Regions from separate parts of the Mus musculus genome. Here all the other regions are linked to region 1. A link is a loop called in an ENCODE intact Hi-C map of the cell type or tissue named here. Cell type or tissue: left cerebral cortex. All regions are shown on one strand.

Region 1 (5,000 bases):
CAGAGAGCTCAACCACAAGAAATCCAACAGTCGGGTTTTTTTTGTTTTTTTTTTCCACAGTCAGTCCTCCAAACCACATCCCCAACCCCAGAGATGGGACTAATATGTTGACCACAAGTGAAGTGCCTTCCACATTTGCACTCCTTGGTCTTTAATAAGGTTGGCCCTCCTAGGACAGTGGCTCTTTGCACCGTTCTTTCTTCGTCTGTTAAATGGGAACAGGATGGCTCCTTCATGAAGTGAGCGTGCAAGCCAAGTGGGTGAACGAACTGGAGCCGCTTGGTCACACCACACAAGCATCCGCAGGGTTCTACTTGGTAATACTATTCTGAGGGGAGGTGCGGGGAGGGAAAGAAACATTTGGATGGGGAATAACCTGCAGGCTTCCCACCGGCTGCGAATTTCACAGCTTTAAATTATGAAGCTTTCATATATGAAGTGAAAGCCGACCATAGAATACACCCAAAAGGCAGCTCTAACAATAAGTGAGGAAATCTGCCCATAACTCACTTCAGGTGAGGGCAAAGCTGGGAACATCTCAACGTGTCCCCTCCTGCAGCAGAAGGAGCCTTTTTAATGCAGGATTGCCAGAGAACTGTGGATGCTTCCTCACTGTGACAGGCTGCTACTCTGGGCACATTTTAGGGAGGGGAGTTATAAACACCTTCTGGGGTCTATTGTCAATAGCGGGGGGTGGGGGGGGTGGGGGACGATTGCAAACATCTTACTTTCTAAGGCTTTAATTATTAATAGTTAATTAGAACCAGGTTCTCAGTTTCAAACTCGCTATATATGGCTGAGGGTAGTAGTATGATTCTATTGTTTCTACCTTCTGAGCACTGGGGTCACGAGCCCGGCGGGGAATCCTACCCAGGGTTTGGTGCCTGAAATACTCTGGCCACTGACTTACAGCTTCAGCCCTCTTACAGGGTTTTAAATGCTGAAAACATCAGACAGAAAGATTCACAAGGCGGCAGCAGTGACTGGGACACCCGGGTACTTCAGTCCACTCTGTCAAACAGACTCTGCACCAGGTAGCTGAGAGTAGCAACACACACTTGCGAGCTTCGAGCTTCGCAGCGGCCGTTCCTCCCACCACCCAGACACCAGGGGATTAGAGGGGGACGATTGTCCCCTCCCCCACTCGCGTTTATGTCCAAGAACCAACTCTGAGGAAACTGGTTATACTCAGGTGTTACTCCCGCCTCCTCTGACAGGGACACCAAGACTCCCATGTAAGCTCATTAACAGGACAATTAATCCGCACCAAAAAAAAAATTAAAAAATTAAAAGAAAATAAAATCACAAACCCACCCAACACCTAGGAGAGCTTCAAGTCGAAGGCTAAGGGTACGGATGCGCAACGCATGCTCCCGCCCCCAGGGACTCGAAAGGGGCTCAGGCCAGGGCCACCTAGGGGTCGCACTGGGACAACCTGCGCTTAGGCGGCTTTGAAGAAGCCCGGCTCGGCGACCAGCAGGTAGGCAGGAGGGCGTGGGCACCGGCGAGCCGACGACGCGCAGAGTAAAGTTCAGGCCGGATCTCACCTCCCGGCGGCCACCTCGCTAAGACTGTCCCCCACTTCACAGTTCTTGGTGACTCCCGGTGGCTCGCACGCTCCCACCCACTCCAAACACCCGCCTCTCTTCTGTTCTCCCAAGCGGACTCAAGAGAAACGCAGAGATCAGGCTGGAGCGGCCCGGGAACATCGGGTGTTGCCTACATACCCAGCGCTAGCAGAGCGAGCTGTCCGGTCGCGGGGACCATCTTCCGAGCGCAGGGTGCTGCAGCCACCGCGCTCCCTGCGGTTGGCGAGTAGCCGCGCGCCGCCGCGGTGTGCGCGGGGGAAAAAGGCGCAGGCGACAGGGCCGGCCCCCCGGCGCGCGGGCGGAGGGACGACCGCGCCTCCCGGTGGCACTGGCCGGCGCGCTGCCCGCGGCGGAAACGGGAAAGAGGTGGAGGTTCCCGCCACCTCTCTGCCTTAGGCGACCGGGGAGAGGCGGACCACCCTCCCGCGATGGGGCGCCCCCGAAGGCGCAGGGGTGGGGACTGGAAGCCGGGGGCGGGGACCTGCGCCCCGATCGCGACAGCCAGTCACCACCCTGGGCCAAGGGCCAGGCAGGAAGCGCCTGGCTTCAGACACCTCCCTGCAGTGCTTGCGCCCAGGGTCGCCGCCCGAGTCCCCTGCGTAGTAGCCGCGTCCAGGCTGTAGGCGGCGGAGCGGAGTCGCTCAGGATCCAGTCACCTGTGCTAGGGGCTTCTCCAAGACACGCTTGAGCAGGAGACTGGAGACCCAGGAGCTTGGCCAGTTACCTGGCAAGGTCTGACTCAAGAAAAGCGCTCTCTTCATAGTCAGCCAAACACTCATTAAAGTCGAATTTCCACCTGTGTCCCCATCCTTGCTGGCCCCACTCTGAGTCTCCAGATACATTGTGAAGATCAGGGAATCTCTGTGTACCATGAACTTAATCTCGCATCAACCCTACTGTTCCACTGCTTCGGGGAAGCAGGAGCCGGAACAAGAGCTGGCTTTGTTACAATTAAGTGCAGAACTAAGGAGAAGCTGGTGGTGGGGGTCAGCTAGATGGCCCATTCAGGGGTTGTGTCTTTGAGATGGCCCCTGAATATGAACTATGAGAGGGAAACACAAGAAGGGAAGACTTCTTTTGGATAGAGAATGAATGGCCTGTGGGAGTTTGGGGATGTGTGTGTGTGCACATCCATAGGGGACAGTAACTCCAGAGAGACCACGACTAGGCATAGAGTAATCAGACTGACCCCTCTCCTGCTTCCTGCTGCCTAGCTGCTCGAGAGAAGACCCACTCTCCTAGCAGGTGGGGCGTTGGTCGGGTGTGTTGGACTTGGGATTCTCTTGCTGTCTCTTTAGCTGGATGCTCAAAGTTTCAGAGTTGAAAATTCCAGTTTATTGTAAGAACAAAGGACCTCGTCGATTCCAAAAGAAGGCCCAAGCGATTGGCCCTAATGTGTGGGTACTGTGTTAATTAACCAGCTTTCTGTTGCTGAGACAAAATGCACGCGGTAAGCAACTTAAAAGGAGATTTGGTTTTCTGTTCTAGTTCATGCTCCCTTGGCCAGTCTTGTAGCTTTGGGTCTGTGAAGGGGAAGGACACAATAGTGGGGAGCATGCGTCTCAGCTCAAAAGCAGGGGAGTGGGTCCCAATATCCCCTCCAAGGGTACACTCCCAGTGTTCTAACTTCCTCCAATAGGGCCCCACCTACTGAAGTCTCCACCATCTCTCTCTAGCGCCACCCACTGGGGGCCCAACCAAGCAGCAAAATGAGCTTTTAGGGGAGGAAAAAAAAACCCCTCCCAAACCAAAAAAACCAAACAAGCCAAACAACAACAAACAACAAACAACAAAATGGCGTTAAGTCCAAGCATCCTTTTGTCTTAATTGATTGATTAATGTTTTTGGAGACAGGATCTCACTATGTAGTCTCATCTGGCTTTGAACTCACAGAAATCTACCTGATTCTACCTCCAGAGTGACAAGATTTGAGACCTGTAGAGCCACACCAAGCTCCAAGTTCCCCCCCCCCCTTTTTTTTTTGAAAAAAAAAAAAGTTTATATTGCTTGTATAAGTTTTTTGATGGTATATGGTACATGTGTGTCTGGAGTCTGATCCTCCAGAACTATATAGGACCTGCTCCTCTGGCTCCTGACCCCCTGGAGCTGGTAACATATGATTACATACTACCAAGTGCTGGGAGCTGCTGCAAGATAACACGGGCTCTCACCCACCGAGCCATCTCTCCAGTCCCACCATAAGAGGAACAGTTAAGACCTGCACCATAACAGATGGGATGGTCCAATACAAAGCGGTGTGAGTTTATATAGAAAGCCATCCCTTCCCTACACTGACTAGAAACTATTGTACTTCCTTCTTTATGCTTGTGACTGGCTAGTGAGGGTCCCCAGACAGTCATTTTCTCCATCCATTGCATAGAACTTTCCTATGGCCTTCAGCACGAGGGCTCACTTCCTTCAGTTTGACCTGGTCCTGTCCTGGGGCTTGCCTGTTCCCTTGGCTACAAGAGGCAAGGAATCAGGGCTGGGGACTGGAACACGTGCAGAGCAGCGGCTGAGGTTGGCTGCCAGCTGTCTGGGAATCAGATGTCCTGGTCCTCTGCCCACTGCCCACACACTGTTGAGGCTGGCAGAACCAAGCAAGTGGGCTGGTCCCCTGAAGGGCTAGAAAATATTTTAATCAGAAGATAATTTGTGGGGCTGTAGAGATGGCTCAGAGGTTAAGAGCAGTTGCTACTTTTGCAGAGGACTAAATATGTACAGTGGGAATTCTAGTACTCAACGTGGTGGTTCAAAACCATCCATAACTCCAGTTCCAGGAAACCCGGTGCCCTCTTCTGACCTCAATGGGCACTAAGCATACGCATGATACACGTACACACATACAGGTAAACACCCACATATTTTGCCAGCTTGCAAACTAGAAAGTACACAACTCCAAGTACATTCTTTCTTTCTGTCTCCACCTCTTCCTCCACTCTGTCCCTGCCTCACTGCCTCCCCCTCACACCTTCTTCTCTTCCCCTCTCTGTCTGTCTATCTTTTTTAGGGTGGGCCTTGTTATATAGCTGGGAACTTTCTATTCTCCTGCCCGGGCCTCTTCATTGCTGGAACAACAGAAGTGTGCCACCACACCTGGTTTAGAACATGCCCTAATACTTGAAAATCATTTGTTGTTCCCCAAGATTTTCTTGAACTGGTATAATATGGTTTTAGAACATTCCAGCTTTTTAAAAAAAAAACCTTTTATGTGCATATGTGTGGCGTGCTTATGCGTATATGCATGTTTGTATGTATGGGTGCCTGTGCACAAATGTGCACACATGCAGAGGCCAGAGGTTGAATCATCCTCATCTTTCCTTCTACCTCATTCATTCATTAAGGCAAGGTCTCTCAATCAAGCCCAGAGCTCACTGATCGGGCTGGTCTGCTAGCCATCTTCCTCTATGA
Region 2 (5,000 bases), 82 kb before region 1:
ATGTTGTTGTGCCAGACTTTTGAGTTTTGCCTTTTCTCTTACGTCAGTATTTTAAGTAGACCTTCAAGGAAACTTCTAGTTATAGATTAATGTTTTTGAGACTGCTTGTGTCTTCTCAGAGACCAAGTGAAAGCCACAGCATTGAAATGGGAGCTTAACTGCCTCTGTCAGAGTCCTGTCTTTCACACCCTCCTTCTCAGGATGGAAATCTCCCAGGATGCATCCGAGTCTACTCTCAGGTAAGGCTTGGGCGCAGCTGTAATGAAGCCTTGGCTATTTGACTAGCCAGCCATATTTACTTGGGTGGCCTTTAAAGCCACGTGGAAGGAAGAGTGTCACAGGATGCTTGGGGTGTGTTTCTGATGTAGTTGAAGATAGCATTTCATTAGATTAGAGGAAGGAGATGAAAATGAAGACCAGTGCTGGCTGTGAGCTTCACATACCAGGTCCCTGGGCTGTCTGTGTGTATATGCATGTGTGTGTGTGCATGTGTGTATCTGTGTGTGTCCATGTATGTATGTGTGTATGCGCATGTGTGTATCTGTAAGTATGTGTGTCCATGTATGTATGTGCATTGTGTCTCTGGGTGTGTTTGTGTATGTATGTATATGTGTATGTGCACACACGTGAATGTGTATATCTGTAAGTAGGTATGTTCATGTATGTATGTATGCAACATGCATATGCATGTATGTACATGTGCGTATCTGTAAGTATGTGAGTAAGATTCCAGATATGTAACCCAGCTTCATGTGGGTTCACAGTATTTGAACTTGTGCTTTCCCCAAGTGTGACAGTGCTTCACCTGCTGAGCCATCTTTCCAGTCCCTTAACCACATTAACATGTGAAATGCTGACACCATCATGTGTTTAATGTGGCTGTACCAGTCCCAGGCTCTCTGGAATTTTCCTGACACCCTTCCACCATGCCTTCTGTCATCCTAAAGGTCATCAGAGGCCGGGAGCGCGAGTGGGACCACATATTCTGGCATTTAGGATCACGTTTAGGTTTTTATTCTAAGAACCAGGCACCAGGCTGCGCACATGGAGACTGTTCTAGCTCTGCTTTCTAAGCTAAGCTGGTGGGAAGTGAGCAGATGCGCAAGAACAAGAACAAGCAGCAAGGCCCCCAAGTGGCAAGGTGAGGAGAAGCAGGGCAGGATGCTCACCCAGGACTTGACCTCTGGGTCTCCTTCTTGACAGGCAGCAGAAGTCCCACACCCAGCCTGGGGGCTGTGCACAATGCAGGGGGAAGGACACTCTATTTCAGGGTTGTGGTGTCTTCCTGGGATGACACCCATGTTCCCACAATCCTGCTCTGCCATGCGCCATGTGCTAGTGGTGCAGGCTTTTAGTGCCCCAGCTTCCCTCTCTCCTAGGGGTTTCCTGCAGGACTCCAGACAGAAGACCCAAGTACTTTCAGGGAATCTGCATCCCCGGGTATAAAATGTTCATCAGGCCCAGGGTTCTTGCAAAGAGGCCATACCCTGCTTCCTCCTCAGCACCAAAACTCAATTTATTTTTATGCCCAAGAATAAAATTCCTGTAAAGCTGTCGTCCATTTGTGCATAACATTGAGCACAAACCAGTGGTCTTCCTCGTAGGAGCATCCATTTTTCTTCAAGGTAATCAAGAAAGCAGCATCTGGGACCCACACAGGGATCTCCATAGCTCTGTCTCTCACTGAAAAGTGCTTGAACCAACTCTTTGATTCCTGATCCCTGGCTGTGAGCTACTGAACCCTACATGTGATGCCCATGTACTGGAGAGGCATAGAGATGGTTTGCTAAAGACTTACAGGGACTGGGTGGACAATTCTAGAAGCATTCCTTGCAGTTGGAGACCAGCAGTATGTCCCAAGGGCTGGGGCACATGAGAGACAGGCCTGTGTACCCTTTCTACAAGGCTGTGCGGAGAAGATCCAGAGATGTAGCCTTGGCATTTGGGTTGCTATGCATTGTAACTCTCTGCTGGCTAGTTTTAACTTTAACTCAACACAACTTAGAATCACTTAGGAAGAGAGTCCCAATGAGGACTTGTCTAGGTCAGGCTAGCCTGTGGCATGTAGGGGTCTGTCCTGTTTGTTCCTTGAGACGAGAAGACTCATTCACCCTGAGTGTGGGTGCCACCAGGGTTGGGCCTTGAACAGTGGGGGAGTGAAGAAAGGTCTCTCTCTGTAGTTCTGGGTATCCTGGAATCCAGAGGCTTGCTATGTAGACCAGGATGGCCTTGAACTCATTAAATTCTTTCTGCCTCTGCCTCTGAGAGTTGGGATTAGCGGTGTGAGTCACTATCACCCAGCTCCTCTCTGCTCTCGACTGTGGACGTGATGTGACACGTTGCTCCAGGTCCTTGCTTTGACCTCCCTTAGCAATGGTGGTGACCTGGAAGCTGAGCAAGCCCTTTTCTCCCCTAAGCTGCTTTTTATCAGTTTTTTTTTTTTATCACAACAGGATGGAAGCTAGAACAAACCCCACAGGGTAATTGAATGCCATTGCTCTGCAGTACTCTGCAAAGCTTTTCCTAAGAACAGCCTCACACAGAACCTTCCCGGAGTCCGACAGCACAGCCATTCTCAGCCTGGAGGATGTTAGCAGGGAGCCTCAGAAGGCAGAGCAGCAGGGGCGGACCCCTGGAATTTAGTAGGCTGTTCCCCAAGCTCTGTATTCCTAACAGTTCTAAGAAATATTAATATATAGCACACACAGCCATCCACACTGTCTGTCTACCTTCACATCTCATGGTTTCTATGAATGCTGTCAGGAAATAACCCAGAGGCATTTTCACATGCGGTTAGGACTCCCAGCAGACTGGTTCCTCTCTGCACAGGATGAAGTGATAGTTTTCCTCCAGGTAGTAGAAAGAACTTCATTAGGCAGACAGGGGTCAAGTACAGTCGGGTTTAAGATCCCCACAAAAATCATCTAGAGCTCAAGGAATGGCTTCATGCTTATGATTGTCTACTGTTCTTTCAAAAGACCTGAGTTAGTGTCCCAGGACTCATGTAAGGCTGCTCACAGCCTCTTGTAACACTAGATTCAGGGGATCCACTGCCCTCTTCTGGCTATTGACAGTAACTGCACTCAGGCACACACACTCCCGTATATAGACACACATGATTGAATACACATAATTAAGAATAAAAATAAATCTGGTAAAAAATTGGCTTTCCCCCCCTCATTCACATTCGCAAAGAAAATTTCGCTCCAGCCACATTAAAGAAAAACTTCAGTCTTGAGATTTAGGAAAAAAAAAAAGAGTTCATTCCTTCATCCTTCCAAACAAGGTACAATACAACTGAGTAACAATACACACTCTGAAAAACACAACAGTATCTTATATTTCTCACTACTCTTTTAAGTATAATTCAGATATTAAGGAAGAAAGCTTCTAATCACATTAATACATTACAGAAAACCAAAATTAACTTACCACATAAAATAAATTAAAACATTACATATTAACCTTCAGTGCATCATATACAGAAGTCAGAAAGATGAGTTCTAAAAACAGCATCAGGTTCCTTATAATAAACTTATTACACTGTGGAGAGGAGTTACTTTCCAGTTGTGTGTGTGTACATGCACACATGTGTGCGTGCAACACTGTGTCTTTGAGATAGATCAATGGCTTCAGGGAATACATCTGACACCAGAACATTAGAAAACAAACATAAGCCAGGTATGGAGGTACACACCTGTACTCCAATAGGCTGAGGCGGGGGAATCATGGGTTCAAGGTTGGCCTGGGCTATAGAGTACAACCCTGTGTGAAAAATGTGTTGTCTGGGGTGGCCTCCCTTTGGCCTTGGGAGAGAGACAAGTTTATTACTCATTACAGGACTGGGGCCTGTAGGCAGTGTCAGAGTGTTGCTGGTCTATCCAGTGCCTCATAGGCACTAGGAAACCTGGCCTGGGGACTTGAAGGGACCAACGTCACCATCTAGGACTCAGGGACATAGTCACTTCCCTCACCAGTGCAGGTGGGTGGGTACCAACCATGCCTCCTCCCCCCCTTTTTTGGGGGGGGAGAGGAAAGGGATGTTGGGATTATTGTTCCCACCTTTTTCTGGGGCACATGACAAACTAACTCATGGTTTGGTTCTGTGTATGTCCACCTGGAATCTATCTTTCATTTCAGACTGGGTCTCCAATTGTGCTTTTCCGTGGAGAAAACATGTCCCATGGTGTGTTTAAAGTTATAGCTAGAGGTGTAGAGGTCTTTCTAGAATTTTTATTTTAAAAACTTAGACTTTGTGTGTACTCATATGTGCGTGTGTGTGCGTGTGTGTGCGCGTGCGTGTGTGTGCGTGTGCGTGTACGTAGAAATCAGAAGACATCCTGGGCAAGCCGGTTCTCTCCTTCCACCAGATGGGATCCCAGGGGATTGAATTCAGGTTATCTGGGATTTTGGTAAGTGCCATTGCTAACTGAGCTGTCTCAATGTCTCTAGAATTAATTTCAGCTCATTTAATGGGAATGGCCCTAGTCCCCTGAGTCACTGAATCAACTGTACTGCCCTCTGACCTGCCTAGCTGCTAAGAGTGCTCCTGATTAAGTAGCTGTACTAAATATCAAGAGAGGGCCAGTGTGAACTGACAGGAGGGCGCTGGTACAGCTAACCAGGCCCATCTGTGCTGTGACATGGCACAGGAGAAGGTACACAGCGTTTGTCTGACTGACTTCCAAAATCAAAGTCACCAACGCAGCAGGGCTGTCATACGTCGGGGCAGGGACGATGTCCAACCGGACTTGTCTCAACCTAGTCTCAGCCTCTGACTCTGCAAAGGGTAGACTGATGGGAAGGCACTTCTGGGAGGTGTTTGAGCCAGCTGCATCTGTGTACAGGCACTGGGATGGTACTGGCTGCTGCGACTGGCTGGACCTGAGAACAGGACCGTTTGGACACTAAAGCTGAGGTCCTCCCGAGATCCTCTGCCTTCACCATCGAGTGCTCGTGCTAAGCGTTTACCACCTCTGCTTAGTCTTGGATGACAACAT
Region 3 (5,000 bases), 73 kb before region 1:
GTGGGGAGACAGTAACTGTCCTCGCAGCTCAGCCAACACCACTCTCGCGTCACAACGGCAAGCTGATGGCCCTTTTGTGTGGCCATACTTCAAATGCCCCTGGCAGAGCAGGCAGGTGGGGGACATGAACTCGCAGATGACAGATACTCACTGGATCAGCACACAGGTGATAATGAGGACAGCCAGGGCCACAATGGAGACCACCACCAGGGCAGTGATGGCTTGCTTCTTCTGGCTGGCAGCCACCACAGCCAGGAGGTCTGCATGCTCACAGCGAACACCCACGTACCCAGAGTGGCAGCTGTGGGAGAAAGGAGTGTTAGCCCGCCCTTGACCGAGGACTCCTTACCCAAGGCTGAGTTGGAAGGATCTGGGGCATTGGACAAGCCCCAAAGGGCCGAGGTATCCTTTGTGATTGGAGACACAGGTGTGGCGTAGTGAGTCTACTCTCCTGCCGAGGCGCTGCTTGCTGAGGGGAGAGGAAACTGATCCCCTGCTTTGCCAAGGACACACTTGTGATCGCTGTCCTTGTGCTAACTAACCCTGGAGTGCTAATGGCAGCACTGATGACAAGATCTCCATTTTGACAGGTGATGAAGCGGCTGGTTATCTTTACTCTGTGTGTGTATGTGTGTGTGTGTGTGTGTGTGTGTGTGTGTGTGTGTGTGTGTGCGTGTGCGCACGCGCTGGTACAGGTGCATGGGTGTATGCACATCTGCGAAGGCCAGAAGTCAATGTTGAGTCTCTTTATGTATTACTTTCTGCCTTATTTTGGAGACAATGTTTCTTGCTGTATCTGGAGTTTACCTAAATGGCAAGGCTGGCTGGCCACCAAGCCCCAAGCATCCTTCTGCCTCCTCAGTTACCAGGTTATATAGATTGCTACCCACAGGGGAGTCCATCCTCTCAGAGGATAAGGGGAAAGGCAGTAGGGAGAGGAGGGACTGGGTCAAGGGAGAACCGGGAGGAGCAGGAACAGTAATTGGATATAAAGTGATTAAATAAATCAATTAATGGAAGGAAAAAAGGGGGGGGCTCCAAAGAACAAAGACCACAAAAAGGATCTGGGCGCCTGCCACTGCTGCCACTGTGACAGGCTGGCTCCACAGCCATTTCAGGTGGAGTCCCTGAGTCCTCTCAGCTCCCAGAGAGGCTCATGGAGCTACAGGAGAAACAGGGTATGTTCTCTCAGATTATGGCATTTGTCCAGGGCTAAGCATCAGCATTTGGATGATGCAGGGACAGGTGGTGCAGGGGTTCAAGGTTAGTGGTAACCAGAAGATGCTGAACATTTCTACAGAAGCTACAGATGCAAGGGCACACAGCCTCCCTGGACCCATCCAGAGGTGGTTTGTAGTTGAAACTCAGGTACTTGAGTTAGTTTTATTGTTGTTTTGTTTTTGAGACAGGGTCTGGCTATGTAGCCTTGGCTAGCTCAAACTCATGATCCTCCTGCCTCAGCTTCTGAATGTCTGGATGACTGCAGCATACCACCAAGCTTGGCTGCTTGTTCTTTGGTTGGGGTTCTCTGATGCTTGGTGTGTTCTCTCATTTAATCTTGTCATGAAAAAGTCAAGTCACCTGCTGTCCCTACACCCACTCCCTTTGGGACTTGAAGGACATTTGTACTGAGTCCACGTCTGGGATCTGGCTCCCTCACCTTTGCCAGGCTGGTAGGCTTACTATGGTTTAGCCTTTTATCTTGAGAGACTAAAAAAGATGAGAGCTAAAGTTGATCATGGTGTAAATGGCTCATGTCCTTGGGAAATAAGAAAGCCAGGTCGGGAAAATGGGGAAATAAGAGAATGTCTGTCGGTCAGGCCGTCTATACTAACTCTCCTGGCTCAGTGCTGTGGAGGTACAGACAGGTTCTGTCTAACTAAACAAACAAACCTGAGGGGAAGCAGAGAGGAGACCCAGATCACTGGGTAGACAGCAGTCTTTCCCCAGAGGGCAGTTGGGAAATGGCAACAGTGCGACAGAACCCAGGGCCGGTTGGGGATCAGCTGTTGGCTTGGGCCACACAGGGTCTGAGTTGTTCGTATCTAGACAACTGAGACAGGTTCTCTCAGCCCATCCTCATGACCTGACTCTGGGCCCAGATGTCCCTACCTCCCAGATGCCACCTGAGTTATGGGTACCCTTTCTGTGACATTTGACAGCTCCTCAATGCAGGGTCTTAATCTACTCCTTTAACATCCTGCCAGTTTGAGTGGTCCACATGGTCCCTACTAGCCCTGGGGTAGATGTATGCAAGGGTAGCCACACACAGGTGCTTGGGCACCTCAAGTCTGGCATCTCTCACCTGAAACACAATTCCTTACTCTCCCGACACTACGCCCACAGACCACATTCTCCAAAAACTACATGCTTTCTACATTCATCCACACACCAGCCTGTCTACTTTCCCATGGCTCGCTCACTCAGTGCCTCCCAGACCCCATCCATCACCGGACATCTGCAGCTCCACCAGTGTCCACCCTCTCTCCTCAGTCTCCTTGCTCCTGGGGGCTAGCCTTGACCTACAAGATGCCCTGCTTCTTATCAGTTCCTCCTGAGTGGGATGAAGATAAAAAGTGACAGCTTGTCTTCTCTTTAATTCCCAATCTTCTAATATTAGACTTAATTATGCTGATTATTTTAAGCACAAGTCACACAAGGAGGGAGGAGTGTCACCTCACCTGGCCACAGATGAGTCACACCCTCACCCTGATGCCGTTTCTACCTCTGGCAGGCAGATAAAAGGGAAATGCACATGTGCGTGTATGCATGCATAATTGTCTAAAATTCATTACATAAATGGAAGAAACTGTAAAACAGTTTAAAAAAAGAAACAAACAATAAAAAAAACCTGAATTAAAAAAAAAAAAAAACCAAATCAACAATCTCAGGTTTGCTGGACCGAGGATGTAGCTCAGAGCAACAGTGTTGCCTAGCATTCACAAAGCCCTAGGTTCGATTCCCAGCAATACACATAAGAAAAGCAGAAAGCAAAAACCCTCTGCCCACCCACCTTAAATGGAGCACATTGATTTCTGTACCTCAGTGTCCTCAAACTCTTTCCATCCTGATGGTGCCTGGTGCGCTATGCTAACCAAGGCTGGATATTATCTCTGTACTCAATGATACTCTGTTTGTATTTTAAATTATATCCTCAGGACAGGAGCTCAAAGGTACACCACTTGGCACAGGCTCTGTAGCTAAATTGGCCTGTGTTCAAAGCCCTTTCTTCACTTCCTGTCTATGTAACTTTGAGCCAGTAACTGCTCTTTACCACATACTCCGCATCTTGAAAATGCAGTGGAAGTAAAAGCCGCCTCACAGTCAAGAGCAAGAAAGGAGTCTTGTGCTTATTAGTAAGCAGTGCTCAACACAAAGGCAGGCTATGTCTCTGTTAAATATGAAATTAGACAGCAGGGGATGGGTTGGGGAGACGACTCGGTTGGAAAGGGCTTGCCTTGCAGTATGAGGATCTGAGGCCAAGGACCAGAGTGAAACTGTCTCTGATGACATTTTGTATCAGTTTGTGCTTAACACGCATCATCCCACGGGGCTGGGCTGGGAGCAAACTCCCTGGACCTGTGGAATGAGAACTGAGCTCACCTGAATCAAGAACTAGATTCAGGGCTGGGTGTGGTTCAGTGGCAGAGAGCACTCGTTTAGCCCTGGGTTCCATTCCCAGGTCTGAAATAACAAAAAGAACTGGATCCACCCCATTCTACTATGTTTCCCATGGGGCTGGGAAGCCAGAGCCTCCTCTGTAGCTCAGAGAGGGGCCTCTTGGGACATCTTCTAGAGTTTTTCAGTGATGACAACAGAACTCACCCCCTGCCACCTCCGGGTGTTCTGAGCTTAAAATGCCTGAACGTGGACCTGAAGACCAAACCCTACTTAATTAAGTCAACGAATGTGGATCGTTGCGCGTGTCCAGAGGCACAGGAGCAATCCCTTTAGAGTTCTCACTTGATGTCCTGGTCCCTTCAGCTGCACACAGGGAAATGAAACTGAGGTTGAATGGGGCCAGGTCACATCTATGGGCCACTCAGGTCTGTCTGACCTCAGATCCCAAGAGACCCCCCACTGTATGCTTTGGGTGGAGGTGGGACAGGACAAAACCAAGGTACAATTCTCTCCAGTCCTGCCATGGAGGCAATGTCACACTACACCCGTGCTGGCATGACTACCTTGCTCCCCGACTCCTGTTCTGAGGCTGGTGGAGATGCCTGTGGGGGTTCCTATGCCGAGAACAAATCCCCCATCTGGCTCTGACCTCTGTGGCTGTAGGGCTGCCTGCCTGTGCCGGAATGGCGCTCACAGTCTGCTCTCTCTAGGTGTCTGGCTGTTCAGACTCCCTGGCATGCATTGTGGCCAGCCCCCTGGCCAGGGCATCAGAGAATGTTTTCTTTGAGTGACAGAGATGTGTTTCTCTGGGTTGCTGGCAGAGTCTTCAGTCACCAGGAACATTCAAGACAGGTGGGAAACAGTCTCCTGTGGTTCCCCATATTGCTCACCTGAGTGGACTCTGCCTCCTTCCGTCAGCAGACCCACCACTTGGCTATGCCACCTTGGTACAAGGGCAACCTCTGACCTTACATCTCTGGAGTTTTCTCTTTCCTGCATCCCTTCCTGCCATGATGTTGAACTGCAGCGAGATTTCTGCAACTTCAGATGAACAGTCCTGGGCTTGTCTGAAACAAGCCCATTTTGAGGCTAATTTTCAAGATGTCTAACTAGTGGTGGTTTTTTTTTAATTCCCTAGTTTTAGAGTATAAAAATTTTGCTTTAGATTTCCTGGGAACCTAATGACCTTATTCTTCTTGGAGTGTGTACTAAGAAGCAGTGCCCGCCTCTGCACCACATTCTCAGCTTGCTGGGGCTTCTTTATGAGTCCCTGGCAGATGGGGCCCTACCTCAGCTATGTCAGTTTTATTGACCAGAATGTTGCCTGTGTCAGCTCCTCCAAGCTGGGAAGGTCTTTAAGTGCAGGGACAGAATGTCCT

Evidence for each region. Peaks named below come from ENCODE experiments on the same cell type or tissue, not always from the same donor. Only the 100,000 strongest peaks of a DNase experiment are listed, where the experiment ranks them.
Region 2: it touches region 1 in a loop (1.9-fold over the local background); 2 of 42 quality-filtered maps call a loop at or near these places.
Region 3: a loop joins it to region 1, with 2.1 times the contacts of the local background. A loop is called at or near these places in 4 of 42 quality-filtered maps.

The regions. Positions count from the first base shown.
Region 1 is chr6:86,192,273-86,197,272 of GRCm38, reverse strand. It overlaps Tgfa (transforming growth factor alpha), which reads right to left and starts at 2,051. Exons shown (of 6, transcript NM_031199.5): 1 at 1,728-2,051. The coding sequence starts at 1,767. In left cerebral cortex, CTCF peaks have their summits at 1,402, 2,196 and 3,276 (motif pointing left); DNase peaks (open chromatin) are centred at 1,847, 2,109, 3,256, 4,122 and 2 more places; H3K4me3 peaks cover 2,356 bases; H3K27ac peaks cover 1,710 bases.
Region 2 is chr6:86,273,960-86,278,959 of GRCm38, reverse strand. It overlaps Tgfa (transforming growth factor alpha), which reads right to left. Exons shown (of 6, transcript NM_031199.5): 6 at 3,216-5,000. Among named protein-coding and RNA genes, the nearest start is that of Tgfa, 81 kb to the right of the region's middle. In left cerebral cortex, CTCF peaks have their summits at 1,144 and 3,069 (motif pointing left); no DNase peak of the experiment used is centred here.
Region 3 is chr6:86,265,231-86,270,230 of GRCm38, reverse strand. Tgfa (transforming growth factor alpha) reads right to left here. Exons shown (of 6, transcript NM_031199.5): 4 at 152-301. Among named protein-coding and RNA genes, the nearest start is that of Tgfa, 73 kb to the right of the region's middle. In left cerebral cortex, no CTCF peak of the experiment used is centred here; no DNase peak of the experiment used is centred here.